2 separate regions of the Homo sapiens genome follow, and region 1 is linked to region 2. Evidence: chromatin contacts called from ENCODE Hi-C or POLR2A ChIA-PET data. All regions are on one chromosome and are shown on one strand. The core of a region is the stretch at or near the end of the contact, and the rest is flanking DNA. Distances in the headings are between cores, read along the strand shown.

Evidence for each region. Hi-C counts contacts between places; a loop is a spot of excess contacts on that map. ChIA-PET counts read pairs that join two places held with the same protein, here RNA polymerase II (POLR2A). Pooled maps may share reads with other maps.
Region 1: a loop to region 2 is called in a pooled map, with 5 times the contacts of the local background. The contact joins the promoter of STX16-NPEPL1 here to the promoter of ZFP64 in region 2. A Hi-C loop is called at or near these places in 2 of 50 pooled maps. POLR2A ChIA-PET finds 5 or more read pairs at or near these places in 2 of 52 experiments (BJ and activated CD4-positive, alpha-beta T cell).

What each region holds. Positions count from the first base shown.
Region 1 is chr20:58,648,730-58,655,485 of GRCh38, forward strand. It overlaps STX16-NPEPL1 (STX16-NPEPL1 readthrough (NMD candidate)), which reads left to right and starts at 2,524. Exons shown (of 23, transcript NR_037945.1): 1 at 2,524-3,409. STX16 (syntaxin 16) reads left to right here and starts at 2,554. Exons shown (of 9, transcript NM_001001433.3): 1 at 2,554-3,409. The coding sequence starts at 3,278. LOC107985410 (a long non-coding RNA gene) reads right to left here and starts at 906. Exons shown (of 3, transcript XR_005647058.2): 1 at 260-906. RefSeq lists enhancers at 1-283, 3,313-3,582, 3,420-3,923 and a silencer at 1,457-1,816.
Region 2 is chr20:52,189,496-52,196,500 of GRCh38, forward strand. It overlaps ZFP64 (ZFP64 zinc finger protein), which reads right to left and starts at 2,284. Exons shown (of 6, transcript NM_018197.3): 1 at 2,096-2,284. The coding sequence starts at 2,141. RefSeq lists enhancers at 1,139-1,995, 3,036-3,165 and silencers at 1,756-1,995, 2,356-2,625.

The DNA of each region.
Region 1 (6,756 bases), core at 1,274-3,773, 6.5 Mb after region 2:
GGATTTTTCTTCCATTATTTGTGTGCAAGCAGTGTTCATTTCGCTCAAAGAAATGGAAGCTTGATTGATCTCCTAAATGTAAGAATGAGATTGTCCTGTAATAAATATTTAAGACTGACCAGGAAAGGCGACCACCATCTGCTGAAACACAAGACCAGGAATTACTTTGCTAAGCTTCCTGAACGGAGGGAATGAATGAATAACCATCCTATATAATATTTGCTCAGCACCTGGTAGTTTACAAAGAGTTTTCACTTACCTTATTTGATCTTCACAATAACCCCAGAGAAGTAGACAGGGCGCGGATTACGAGGATTACGAAAAACCCACATTTTTTTCTTTTTTTCTTAACAGATAAGGGCTCTAAAGGCTTAAAGTCACTCGAGGGAGGTCAGAGAGTTTGGGGACTAAATCTCGAGTCTCTCATTAATTCATGCACATATTTAAAAAATATTTATCCGGAGCCTGTTCCAAGCCAGATGAGATGGCAGTGGGTACAAAGATGAATAAAACACTGTCCCTGCGTAGGAAGAAGATCACGTTCTAGCCTGGGGGAGAGCGCCAGGAAAAGTAAACAGGTCCCCCCCTGCTTTGTGAGGTGATGAGTGCTGGGGAGATAGGAAGAGAGTGGGGACCATGTTTCTAATCTGATTCTCCTACCGACGACCAGCTCAGTTGTTATTTACAAATACCTGTCCCCTAAAGGGGGGAGCGGGGTTGGGGGGGCTTGGCCGTGCTGCTGGGGTCAGAGCTCGCAGGGGGGTTCTGCCGCAGTGTGGGGACAAACTCTCCCTTATTGGGCAAATATTTCCCGGGGCGCTACGCTAAGCACACGGGCTCCCCGAATTTCCCTCCCCAGGGCCTCTCTGTCTTTGGATGGCCTGTCAGCAAGTCCCTGCAGCCTCCAGCCCGGCCCGCGCGGCGACCCAGTCCCCTGTCGCCCGAATCTTCCACCGCTGCGAAGCGTCCCCGGGCGAGCGCCCTGCTCTCCGCGCTGCGCGGAAGCCAGAGCCGGTCCTCACAGTGAACTCGCCCAGCCCTGCTCGCGGCTCTCTCGATTTTATGTGGGTTTCGTTGGATGCATTTTGTTATTTGCCTCAATGGATGTTTCACATTAATTTTTAGTTGCACAACGAACGCGCGGGAACATTCTCCGTGAGAGAAAAAGCACGGGTGGGGGGCGGTTACCGGTGCTTCCCCCGGTCGCCTGGGGGTCCCGCACGCGCCCCGCGGGTGCCGCTGTCTGGCTGGGGTCCCTGGGTGAGCCGCGGGCACCGGCTTCGCGTCTCCCCGGGCGCGACTCCGCTTTGCAAGCGCTCAGCACACGGGAAACCCTCGGAAAACACACACGTGTGTAAAGTTTGTTCCACGCAGAAACAAAGGACGCGTGGGGGCCGCTTCTGGGGCCTCGGTCCTTTGTTGGAACCCCGCACCGCAGCCCGGCCCGCAGCCTCGCCCCGCAAGGGGAAGCCGGCCCTGCACAGGCCCGGGGCCCGGAAGGCGCCGCCGCACAGCTCTGCGCCCCCGACCCGCTCCGGCCGCGCGCTGGGCCAGGCCCTTGGCCTCAAGCCTCCCGGGCGGCTCCGGGCCGGACCCGGGTCTCCGTCGCGGGACGCCAGCCTGTTTGTGGGTGCCGTGCTCGGGCCCGGGCGGCCCCTGCCCGACGCGGCCCCACGGAGCCCCTGCACGAACCCCGCCGACCTGGCCCGGGGCGGCAAGTCGAGGTGCTTAGGGCGCCCTGGGCCCGGCCAACCGTGGAAAACCCGGCCCGGGGCACGGGGGGGCGCGGGGGTCGCAGGGCCAGGGCCCAGGCAGGGAACAGAGATTTTTTTCGCGGGGAGGGGGGTGGGAGGTGTCAAAGTTTTCGGGGAACTTTTCCACTTGAGATTCCACGACCCTGCAGTGCCCCCTACAGAAAGCGGCAGCTGGGGAGGGCGGGCGCCCCCGACGACCCCCGACTGCCAGCGGCGGCGCGGCCAGGCTGCCTGGAGTTCTTGTTCCTTTTTTTTTTTTTTTTTTCCTTTTATTTCCTCGTGGTTGTTTGTCGGATACATCTTTTTCCAGAGTGGGAAAAAAAAAAAAAAAAGCGAGCGCCGCCGCCTGCAGTAGAGCGTGCTCGGCCTGCAGAGGCAGTCGTCTCCAACTTTTCCTCTCCCGCTCCAACTCCCCGCGCCCAAAACTTCAGTTCTTGGGGAGCCCAAATTTGCCTGCCGCGCAACTTCCACTCTAATTCAGCGACCAAGGGCCCTGGCAGCGGTTTGCAGCCTGGGGGCCACGCTCCCCAGGCTCAGGCCTGCTCGTTGGCCTGCTCCTAGTGCCTGGACCCAGTTGGGGGAGGCGAAACAGGGCGCCCGAGGAGCACCCCGGGAGAGGGCGGAGCACTCCCGTGCCCCGGGGCAGGAGTGCAGGGAGCTCCCGCGCCCGGAACGTTGCGAGCAAGGCTTGCGAGCGTCGCAGGGGGGCACTCGCGAGGGACGGACAGGAAGAGGGCCAGGGGGGAACGCCAGAACCCGGGACCACAGCACGGAAACGGTCCGGGGCTGAGCTGCAGTCAGATCCGGGGATGGAGGGAGCCGGAGAAGAGGAGTGAGAAGGCCGGGGAGGCAGGCCCTGCTGTCTTCCTGCAGGCCGGCAGCCTGCTGGCAGTGGAGGACCAGGCCGTCCAGGAAAGGAAGGGGTCAGGAGGTCGGGCAGGGCCTCAGCAGGTTCAGACAAGTCCCCAGAAGGGAGCTGCAGGCGCCCTCGAGTCCAGGCCCCAAGCCTGGCTCCGGTTGTCCAAAGAGGGCCTAGGCCAGGCCTCTGGTGCGGAAACTGAGTCACAGCCAGACCTCAGGGCACGGCCTAGACGCTTACGAGCCAAAGTTAGGGGTAGAGAGCAGAGACCTCCGGGGGGTCTCAGGGAGTAGGGGGCTTCAGGGCCTCCCAGTCTAGAGCCGGATTGGCGAGTTAGACGCTTGTAGATCCAAGGTTGGATTGGGGTGGGGTCTCTGGGACGTTGGATCGCTACGCAAGGATTGGGGGGATTCAAGTGCTTAGAGATCGAAGTCTGCCCTGGGTAGGGGGAGTCAGACAATTGGAAAGCCTAGGTAGTTATTTGGGGAGGGGTCTCTACGCCTTGGCGAAGCGCACAGCTGCATCTTTTTGGCTTGAGGCCTGAGGCCTTGTCGAGAAGCTTCCGTGAAAGGGTGGGCCAGCCGGGCCACGAGAAAGAAAGTGAATAAATCAGGAATATAAGTGGGCGGGGGGCCCCTGAGAGGGGGGTCGCAAAGGGTGAGACATGGCCACCAGGCGTTTAACCGACGCTTTCTTGTTGTTGCGGAATAATTCCATCCAAAACCGGCAGCTGTTAGCCGAGCAAGTGAGTAGTCACATCACCTCCAGCCCTCTGCATTCACGTAGCATTGCTGCGGTGAGTCTCCTGGCGGCCTCTCCGACACACGGACCGTGTGCACTGCGGCTCTGCCTGTTTGTCTGTCTCTGTCTGTCTCTCTGTTTAAAAAGAGAAGATAAGAATAATAAGACTAAGAATAATAAGATCTCTTGGCTAGAGTCAGGGGGCATCTGTAGCCCTGGATGAGGAAGAAGCGGTGCTGTGAGGCCGCAGCTCCACCTCTGCCCGGTCTTCTCCTCACTTCCGCAGCACCCCCCCCCCCGCACCCCCCGCCTTGGCGTCACTGCGCTACAGGCCGCCTGTAATTTACATATGTTTTAACGCTAACATTGGGAAGCATTGGGCCTTTCTGAAGCCTTTTTGTTTCGTTTTGTTTGAAGCTCCCCTCCCCCCAGTAATGAGCCTCAGTTTGGTCCTAAGGGCTGGGTCGCCGGATCGTAGACCCAAATCCTTGCAAAATGAACGACTCCCTCCCCTCAAAGAGGAGGGAGTTGTGTTGTTGTTTTGTTTTGTTTTGTTTTTCCGCCCGTTTTCTTTTAACGGCCCCGCAGCCCTCTGTGTGGCCTTGTTCCCTGTGAATAATTGCCTCACTGTTCTTCCTGGGGGCTTGCGTTTGTGAGACTCAAGGTGCTAGCCTCTTCACTTTCCATTTCCCAGACAGGAAATTAAGCTTTCCTCTCCATTCGAACTTTTTAAAAAAAGCCTGAGGAGGTATATGTGAAAATTAACCCCGTAAAATAGCACTTTTTTTTTTTAATTAACCACAACCTTTAGTTAGCCTAGCAGTAGCGTTTTTTAAGGGTGGTCCTGGAAAAATTACTGTTTGGGGTTTGTTTTTAATGGGGGCTACTTTTCCCTTTCTGAGCCTCAGTTTACTGCTCTGTTAAATAAGGGGCGAGTCTGGATGATCTATACCAGACAGTGATCGTTAGCTCTGTAATGTCTTCAATTGAAAAGTGAAGTTATGAAACTGGCTGTAGTTCAGGCTACCTGCTGTAGGCAGACTAGGTTGGAATAGAAGCAGCGTTGGAACAGGCGGGAAATAGCCATCCCAGGACCACATTCTTGGGGGTTATACTTGATATTAGGCAATTTTGGAACATTCATTTCACCTCTTAGGGACTGTATTGCCAGTTTATTTTTTTCTTTATGGCTTTATCTAAATGCTTCAGGAAAATTTTGCCATATGTCATGATTATCATGTCTACAAAGACAGTTTCTCCTTTTTGTAAGTCACAGGTGGAGAATGTCTTTGGCCATATAACTGATAGAAAAGTCATTTTAAGCCGTGTGAGCGGTTTCAGGAATAAAAGCATGTAAACTCAGGTCAAACAGCCTAGAACTAGGGACAGAGTGTGTGTGAGATTTCAGTTAATTAAGAAGTTGAAGGGTTTTTTTTACATTTATAAACGGAAAGGAATTACATTATATTGAAATAAATGTAAAGATGTCTGGTAGCATAGAAACAGGCTAATTCTAGCGCTAATTTTGAAGAAGAAATAATCCAAGAAATCGAGTAGAAATTGGATGAATTCAATTCCTTAATGGAACTTCAGTAATGTTAAATAAGAACTGCATGTTCCTTAAATGACTTGATTTTGTGCTGCCTCAAAAACTACTGAAACTCATATTAAGATTTCTAAGGTATCAGTTTTAATTGAAAAACATATTGTTTATTTTTCAATTTTTAATCATTAAGGTTCAAAATACCCTGAACCTTTGGGTAACATGAGGGTTTTTTTTTTTTTCCCGATTAAGTCAGACAGTTTAAAAACCTAGTATCTGAGACGGGAAGCTTTTTAAAAGTGCATCTCTGAATCAGACCACTTTAGAAAATTATTTTCTAAGTTAGGCAATTTTAAAAAATATTTAAGCTAAGCAGAATAATTAAAAATGGATAGTTAACGTATACAGTTTGGAAAAATAGATATGTCAGGGTATATACAGATACATTTAGCTAACTCACAGTTTTTTGAAAATAGATTTCTAAACCCAACTAAAAATACATTTCTAAGAACGTTAAAAAATGTTTTCTAAATGTCATACCATTGAAAATGTTAATATTTATATTAGTCTGACCATTTAAAATCTTTCTCAGATCATTGAAAGCAGTCATATCATTTAAAATATCCTTATAGTCAATCCATACTATCTCAAAAATAGGTTTTGCAGTCTAACAAACATAGTTTGCCTGAATTCAAATTTAAAAATAAAACACAGATTTATATATTTTAATTGTGTTAAAAAATGGCATGTCATAAATTTCTGAAGTATTTAGGGTTGAAGTGTTACATCTTCACTTTGCTTACAGGTGATTCGTAACAAAATCTATTCTGCACACAGTACGGCGAAATGCTAACAAGACTAAATAGAGGTTATGATTTTTTCAACTTTTCTGGAAGTTGGAAAAGCTTTATAAACATTTTGAAGCAAAAGCCATGTTTAACACAATTTGTAAAATCTATTGAGTAACTCTTAGCAATGCTTTTCACTGCATATCTAGCTCACAAAAAATTTAAAGCCTTGTTTCTGACTTGTAAATTTCAAAGCCATGTAGCAAACCAAACAAAATCGTATCTGTCAAATTTTGAATATGGACTAGGTATTAGGTGACATTAAGGAATTAATTATAATACATTACATTTGCTAATTTTATTAGAGATGCCTACTGAAATGTTTAGTGGTGAAATGTCAAGGCATCTTACCTAAGTCCTTAAACCCCTCCAAAAATAGAGGAAGCAAATAAGGCAAATTGTTACTCATTGTTAAGTCTAGTGATGAGTATGTGTGCGACATTTTACCATTTTGTAGGCTTTTCTGCATGTTTGAAAATTTTTAAATAGAAACTTAAAGTAAGTATATTTGTTATAGTAAAGTAAAACAGTTAAAAAGAGGCAATTTGTAAATACATGTCTAACACTCAGGCAATTTGAAAGGAAGAAATTAAACCTAAGTTTAACTTAATTTAAAAAATAATAACCTGGAATTTTAAGTTTCCAATTAGAAGAAAAAGCTGTAGACTTTGATCTTGATGCATTTGATACCAACTAAAAATACACCTAAAATAACAGACTTTTTAAAAAAAAAATTGTAATCCTGAATTTTGACATCTTATTTCAGGAAAAAGCTGCAGAAATTAATTGCAGAGTAGTGTGTATCATACACCTCAAAGCAAAGCACACCTAAAGCCATGCCATTCAAAAAATTTAAACATGCATTTTTTGCATCCTAGTTTGAGGGAAAAAACTAGAATTTGGTTGTTGTAGTGGGGTTATTGTGTGTCCCTGTGCGTGCATACAGGGTTTTGCAGCATTCAGGCAAATATGTCAAATAAACAGGAATTTAAGGAGGATACGCAGTGACCA
Region 2 (7,005 bases), core at 1,034-3,533:
ATGGAGTTTTGCTCTTGTTGCCCAGGCTGGAGTGCAAGGGCACGATCTCAGCTCACTGCAACCTCCGCCTCCTAGGTTCAAGCGATTCTCCTGCCTCAGCCTCCGGAGTATCTGGGATTACAAGCGCCACCACCACGCCAGGCTAATTTTGAATTTTTAGTAGAAATGGGGTTTCTTCATGTTGGTCAGGCTGGTCTTGAACTCCCGACCTCATGTGATCCGCCCGCCTCAGCCTCCCAAAGTGCTAGGATTACAGGCGTGAGCCACCGTGCCTGGCCCTTTTTCCTAAACATTGCATAAACATTGTGCTATATCATTAAAATCTCTTCATATATATATGATTATTTAATGGCAATACATTATTCCATGGTGTCCATGCGTCATAATCTTCTCAGCAACAATAAGGTATTTACATAATTTCCAATTTTTCCCAAGTTAAATGATACAAGACTACCTTTGTGCATATATGGTTAGATAAAATTATGCCTCATAATTTTCTGAAAATTTGTAAGATATTTACATTATGTCCAATTTTCCCCAGGTCTAGCTAAGACAAGAAATCTCTGTTCAGAAATACAGTTTGGTTGACTTGCTAAGGAGACTGGGCTGAGCACTGTGATAAGCCATCTTGCAGGGATACACTTAAGCACTTTGCAATCAATGGATGGAAGGAAGGAAACCTTTTCTTCTCTGGCAGATACTGAGATACCCATGGAACTAACAAGGAAACAAGGAAGTGAGACATGAAGTAGCTTGCATTGCTGACGATTCCTTAATGATGGAATAGGACTGACACCCAGAATGAAAGGATTTTCATAACAGATAATGTCACTGGTATGTGGAAAGTGCAAAAGTAACGACATAGACCTTCGTTAGAATCTTGACACTGTCGCTTAACAACAGTGACTTTAAGCGTGGGTTTTCTCATCTGAAAAATGGGAGGAGAGGTTTCTAATCCATGGTTTTTGTTTGTTTTTAATTTCTCCAAGAAAAAACACGGGCTTGTTATGAGAATTAAATGGGATGGTGCTCGTACCAGCACAGTCCCCCCTCCCCGCCAGTCCCCCAGCATGTTACCTGCTGGGTTCTTACTGAGGTACACTATTTAAACATGGACATATCTGAGCCCCACCTAGGAGATACTGAGTCATAACAGGGTGGGGTGGGGAGGATGGTGTTTAGGAAAATCTGTGCTTTTCACAGTAATGCAAGGAATACACCGCCAAGTTTGGGACCCAGTGTCTCCCAAACTGTTAACAGTAGCAGCTAACAAGCTGGGAGCTTACTATGTGCCAGATTTTCTGCAAACCCCTGGTAGATGGGTTCTCAAACTTCATGTGCTTCAGAGTTGCCCAGGCAGCTACGAAGGACAGCGGATCCCCAGCCCCACCCCCGAGATTGAATGGGTGGGGCCCAGAAAGCTGTTTTAAAATACACGCTCTCGCTCCCAGGTGGCTGGTTGCACTCAGTCTCTGGACCACACTTTGGGAAACAATGCACCGGGAGAAACCAGGGACTTGAAAAACGCTGATGTCCTCCTCGGTTAAATAAAAACTGAACCCCAAACCCAAATAAAGCGACCACGGCCCCGTTTTCCATTCAGATCTCCACCCTTAATGAGGAAAAGGCTTTGCAATGAGCCGGCAGGACCTCGTGAGACCTGGTGATTCCCCCAATCTCCAGGCTCTAATTTTGAGCCACTGAGGCAGAAGTTTTCCCATCAGTGTTGCCCCGTTTACCCTAGATTCCTCCCTTTCTCCTGCCCGCCCCAAACTCCGCCTGATGGGGCGGGAATGCCCTTAGGGGGTGGCGATTGTCTGAACGGCGTGCCCTCCCCCACTGTTCCCTTCCAAGGGGTCTCGCAAGGCTGGAGAGCGCCCCCGGTCTTGCGCCAGGTCGGGTGCGCCCCCACCCCAAGCCCACTCCGGCGCCCCCTGCACAGCGCGCCCGCCGCGGTCCCCGAGACGCGGCTCCGAGCCGTCACCCCGATTTCGGGGCCCCGGGCCTGCTGGCTGCGTCGCAGACGTGCTTGGGCCCGGGCCCCGGAGCGCGCACTGGGCCCCGGAGCGCGCACTGCTCCCGGAAAAGCACTTACTTTGCACCGAGCCCGCGAAGCTCTCGCCCTCGCTGCTCGCGTTCATGGCCGCAGACTGGGAGGTCCCCGGCCGGCCGGGATGCCAAAGTGGGGGACGCTGATCTACATGGTGCAAGGACTTTTCCTTTTATTTTTCCACACCCCCCACCCTGCCTTCTCCCAACTCTGCGAGGCGGGGAGGACGGATGTAAAGCAAGCTGCACTTCCGCTGCCTAGAGGGCGCTGGCCGGGCCCGGCGCCCCAACCTGGCTTTGCAGCAGCGGCTCCCCGGGGAAGCGGCGGGCGAATCCCGAGGCCCAGGCCCGCGGAGCCCCCCAACGCCCCCGGGGAGCTGGATGGCCACGCGCGTCCCGGCGTGCTGGGCGACCGCGGGTGGCGAGGGATGCGCCCCTGCCCGCACTCTGCGTTCTCCGCGGACGCGATTGGCCTCCCCGGCTCGGGGCGCCTTTTGCACCTGCAACCCCAGGCGTTGGGCCCCCAGCGCGGCCGTGCAGCAGCGCTGCTCCCGGGACGCCTGGGTGGTTTGCGGGGAGACCCACGTGCGGCTGCCGTTGCGGGGTGGGTGCGCGGGGCGCGGCGAGCTCCGGAGAAACCCAGGTTGGGCGTGAGCGCTGGGCAAATCAGCAAAGCGCTGGGCGGGTCCCTTGCCCCGCTAGGGAGACTGAGAGGACCGCGAAGAGGTGGGGTCGTAGCGCGGAGGGACCCCTGCTCCAGGAGCTGCCAACTTTATCGTGCATCGCAGTCGCCTGAAAGGCTTGTTAGAACACACGCTGTTGGGCCCACCCTAGCGTTTCTGCTTCAGTAGGTCTGGGGCGAGGCGTGAGAACGAGCATTTCTAAGTTCCCAGGTGATGCCCCTAGTGTTGGTCGGCGTCCACACTCTGAGGACAGTGACCTCTCTGCTCTGTCCCTCATGTCTTACTACTACTGTCTCCCCCGGGCTCCTGCGTCAGCCCTATTGTCTCTCTGCCGACCCTCCCAAGCCTCAGACCTCTCCCAGCCTCGAGGGATTTGCCCATAGAGTCTGTCCTGCTTCTGAAGGTCAGCATTCAAATTCACACTCAGGGAGGCCATGCTTGGCCTAATCTAATCATTCTAATATTGCAGCCCCCTCCTCCTCCCCCAACCACTCCCTGTCTCCTTCCTGTTTTTTTCTTTTTCTTTTTCTTTTCTTTTCTTTTCTTTTCTTTTCTTTTCTTTTCTTTTCTTTTCTTTTCTTTTCTTTTCTTTCTTTCTCTCTCTCTGCCTCTCTCTCTTTCTCCCTTTCTTTTTTTAGAGAGGGGGTCTTTCTCTGTCTCTCAGGCTGGAAGAGTGGTCGGATCCTAGCTCATTGCAGCCTCCAACTCCTGGGCTCAAGCAATCCCCCCTACAGGCGTGGGCCACCACCCTGGCTCACTTTTTAATTTTTATTTTTGTAGAGATGTTGCCCAGGCTGGTCTCGAATTCCTGGCCTCAAGCGATCCTCCATCAGCCTCCCAAAGTGCTGGGGTTACAGGTGTAAGCCACCATGCCTGGCCTGCTTTGTCCTTAAAAGGTGTTAGATGGAACATATTATGTATCTCGAGTATATCTGCTTAGATATAATTTAGTTGTATATTATCTGTGTTCTCCTCCCCCTTATTTTCAGTAAGTCCCTGTAAAAATGGGGATTAAAAAAATCTCTTTGCTTCACTGATGTAGTCCAGTGACTTGGCTGGTGCCTGACACATAGTAGGCTTAGTAAATATGGCTTGTATAATGAATGGGATTTTCCCTGCTGCTGCCTCTAAGGCTTGGTTTCTGCCTGCAGCAGCTGTTTATTCTCAAGTGTTTGTGAAGTGCCAGGCACTGGGCTAGCTGCTGGAGGTAGACCAGGGAGGCAGTCAACATGAAATAATCAAATCAGTACTGTAAATATATATATATTTAATATATAATATTTAATATATTTAATATATATTTATATTTATGTATATATATATTATATATAAATATATACAATATATATTATATATAAAATATTATATATTATATATTATATATTTATATATATAAAAAATATATATAAAACTTCCTTTTTTTTTTTTAACCTTAAGTTCTGGGATACATGTGCAGAACGTGCAGGTTTGTTACATAAGTATACATGTGCCATGGTGGTTTGCTGCACCTATCAACCCATCACCTAGGTTTTAAGCCCCACATGCATTAGGCATTTGTCCTAATGCTCTCCCTCCCGTTGCCCCCCACCCCCTGACAGGCCCTGGTGTGTGATGTTCCCCTCCTGTGTCCATGTGTTCTCAACATTTTGCTAGTGATAAGGGCTCCAAAGACCATAAAATGGGGCTGTAATAGTGGCTGTAGAACTGGTCATAGCAGGCCTTTCCGAGCAGGTAATATCTGAACAAGGAGCCGGGGAGGATGCAGCCATGTGAGGATGAGGGGGGAGCAATTCCAGCCTGAGGAACTGGTGGGAGCAAAAACCCTGGGGCAGGAATGAGCTAGATGTAACTGGCTGTGGCCTGCCAGTCCCACTGCAGATCACACCACTCTCACCCTGCATTGCCCAGGCAGCTCCACCAGGCTCCTTGCTGTTGTTGCTCCTCCCTCTGCCTGGATTGCTTTCCTGGTCTTTGCAGGACTGGCTATTTTAGGTCATCCAGCATCAAATGAAATGTCGCCTTCCCAGAGAGACCTTTCCTATGTCTTACCTAAAGTATTCACTCTCCCTGCGACTCTGCGACATCACCTTCATGATACCTGTCTAGCTAACATGACCCAGCAGAGCACCGCAGCTTACGGCAATATTTATTTTTTATTGCTTGATGAATGTTTACATATGTGCACACCTGGGAAGTCCCCTTCCAAGACACACATTTCCAGCCCTGGTCGGCTCCCTCATGCACCTTCCCAGCCAATAATACTATTCTGGCCAGGCAAGGTGGTTCATGTCTGTAATCCCAGCACTTTGGGAGGCCGAGGTGGGCGGATCACCTGAGGTCAGGAGTTCTAGACCAGCCTGGCCAATATAGTGAAACCCCATTTTCTTCAGTACAAAAATTAGCCAGGCTTGGTGGCGCACACCTGTAATCCCAGATACTCCAGAGGCTGAAGCAGGAAAATTGTTTGAACCCAGGAGGCGGAGGTTGCAATGAGCTGAGATGGAGCCACTGCACTCCAGCCTGGGTGATGGAGCGAGACTGTCTCAAAAAACTATAAATAAATAAAATAATACTATTCCTACTATCCAATCTTGCAGAGGTCACCATTCTAACTTTTATTGTCACGATTCCTTTTGTTGAGAGCAATATATCTCACATTTGCCTGAAGAGAAGCATCATCTGGAAGGCTCACTAAAGAATGAGTTCTTGGGTTCCAAGCTATGCTTACTGCATCAGAATTTTCTGGGGTAAGACTTGGTAATCTGCAAATATCTCAAAAGTGCCCCAGGTAATTCTTATCATGATGTAAGTCTGGGCCTTACTGGTTTGGTGGTTAAGTGTGTAGGCCCTGGAGTTAGGCTATGCCACTGCCATGCAAATCCTGGAGTTGCTGAACTAGGATTAGTTGCTTAACCTTGAATAGGAAATTCAACTGCTCTGTGTCCCGGTTTTCTGTAGCTTGGAGATAATAGTAGCACCTAGTTCATTAAGCTGTTTTGTAGGAGGAACCAATCAATATCTGTAAAGTGCTTAGAATAGTGCCTGACTCATATAACTCGGCATAAATCCTAGCTATTATTATCTTTTAATTATTTTTGGTTATTATCTGTCTCCCTACCATGTAAGCTCCAGGAGGGCATAGACCTGGCCTATTTTATTTACCTGTATCCTCTGGGGCCTAGAACAGAGCCTGGCACACAGGCATCCTCAGTTCATTTTTTATTGTGAAATGATTTCATGCATGTTTCCATGAGCTCCATTTTAACCTTTTGCTACTATGTCCAGCCAACCTTCTCTATTACACATCTTGACCACTGCAACAGTCTTTTTCTGGTCTGAAAATGTCCTATTTTCATTTCTTATTTTTCTTTCTATACTTTTAAAAAATGTTATTTTTCAACATAAGCTCCATCAAGATCAACACACTCTTATTTATTTATTTAGAGACAGAGTCTCGCTCTGTCACCCAGGCTGGAGTGCAGTGGTGCGATCTTGGCTCACTGCAACCTCCACTTCCCAGGTTCAAGCGATCCTCCCACCTCAGCCTCCTGAGTAGCTGGGATTACCGGTGTGTGCCACCACGCCCAGCTAATTTCTTTGTATTTTTGGTAGAGACGGGGTTTCATCATGTTGGCCAGGCTGGTCTCAAACTCCTGGCCTCAAGGGATCTGCCTACCTTGGCCTCCCAAAGTGCTGGAATTACAGGTGTGAACCACTGCACTTGCCCTATACTTGTTTTTCTTATTGCAAAAGTATTAGAAATTGTTGGTTAGAATTTGAAAAAAAAATACAGGAAAACATAAGAAAATAAAACCCACTTATAATTCACTATGCAGAAATAACATTTTGATTGATGAATTTTTGTGTGTGTGTTGTATGTGTGCATACACACACATATAAATCATATTCATATATTTTATAAAAATGTAATTACAGCTTACATGTTTTTCACCTCCACATGAAATATACATGGCTATCTGAGATCTCACCAACCAGAGATATATACTTATATCTTTATGTACTACATGTCTATATCTTTATAGGCTTTTTTTCTGTAGAAATGTAATAGAATGAACCATATGAATTGCTGATATATTTATTTTTTACTTAAAAATGGTAATTTTATATGGTTCAAACCAATATGTACTCATAACATTAATATTATACTTCTTTCTTTTTTTTCTTGAGATGAAGTCTCACTCTGTCACCCAGGCTGGAGTGCAGTGGTTCAATCTCAGCTCACTGCAACCTCTACCTCCTGGGTTCATGAGAT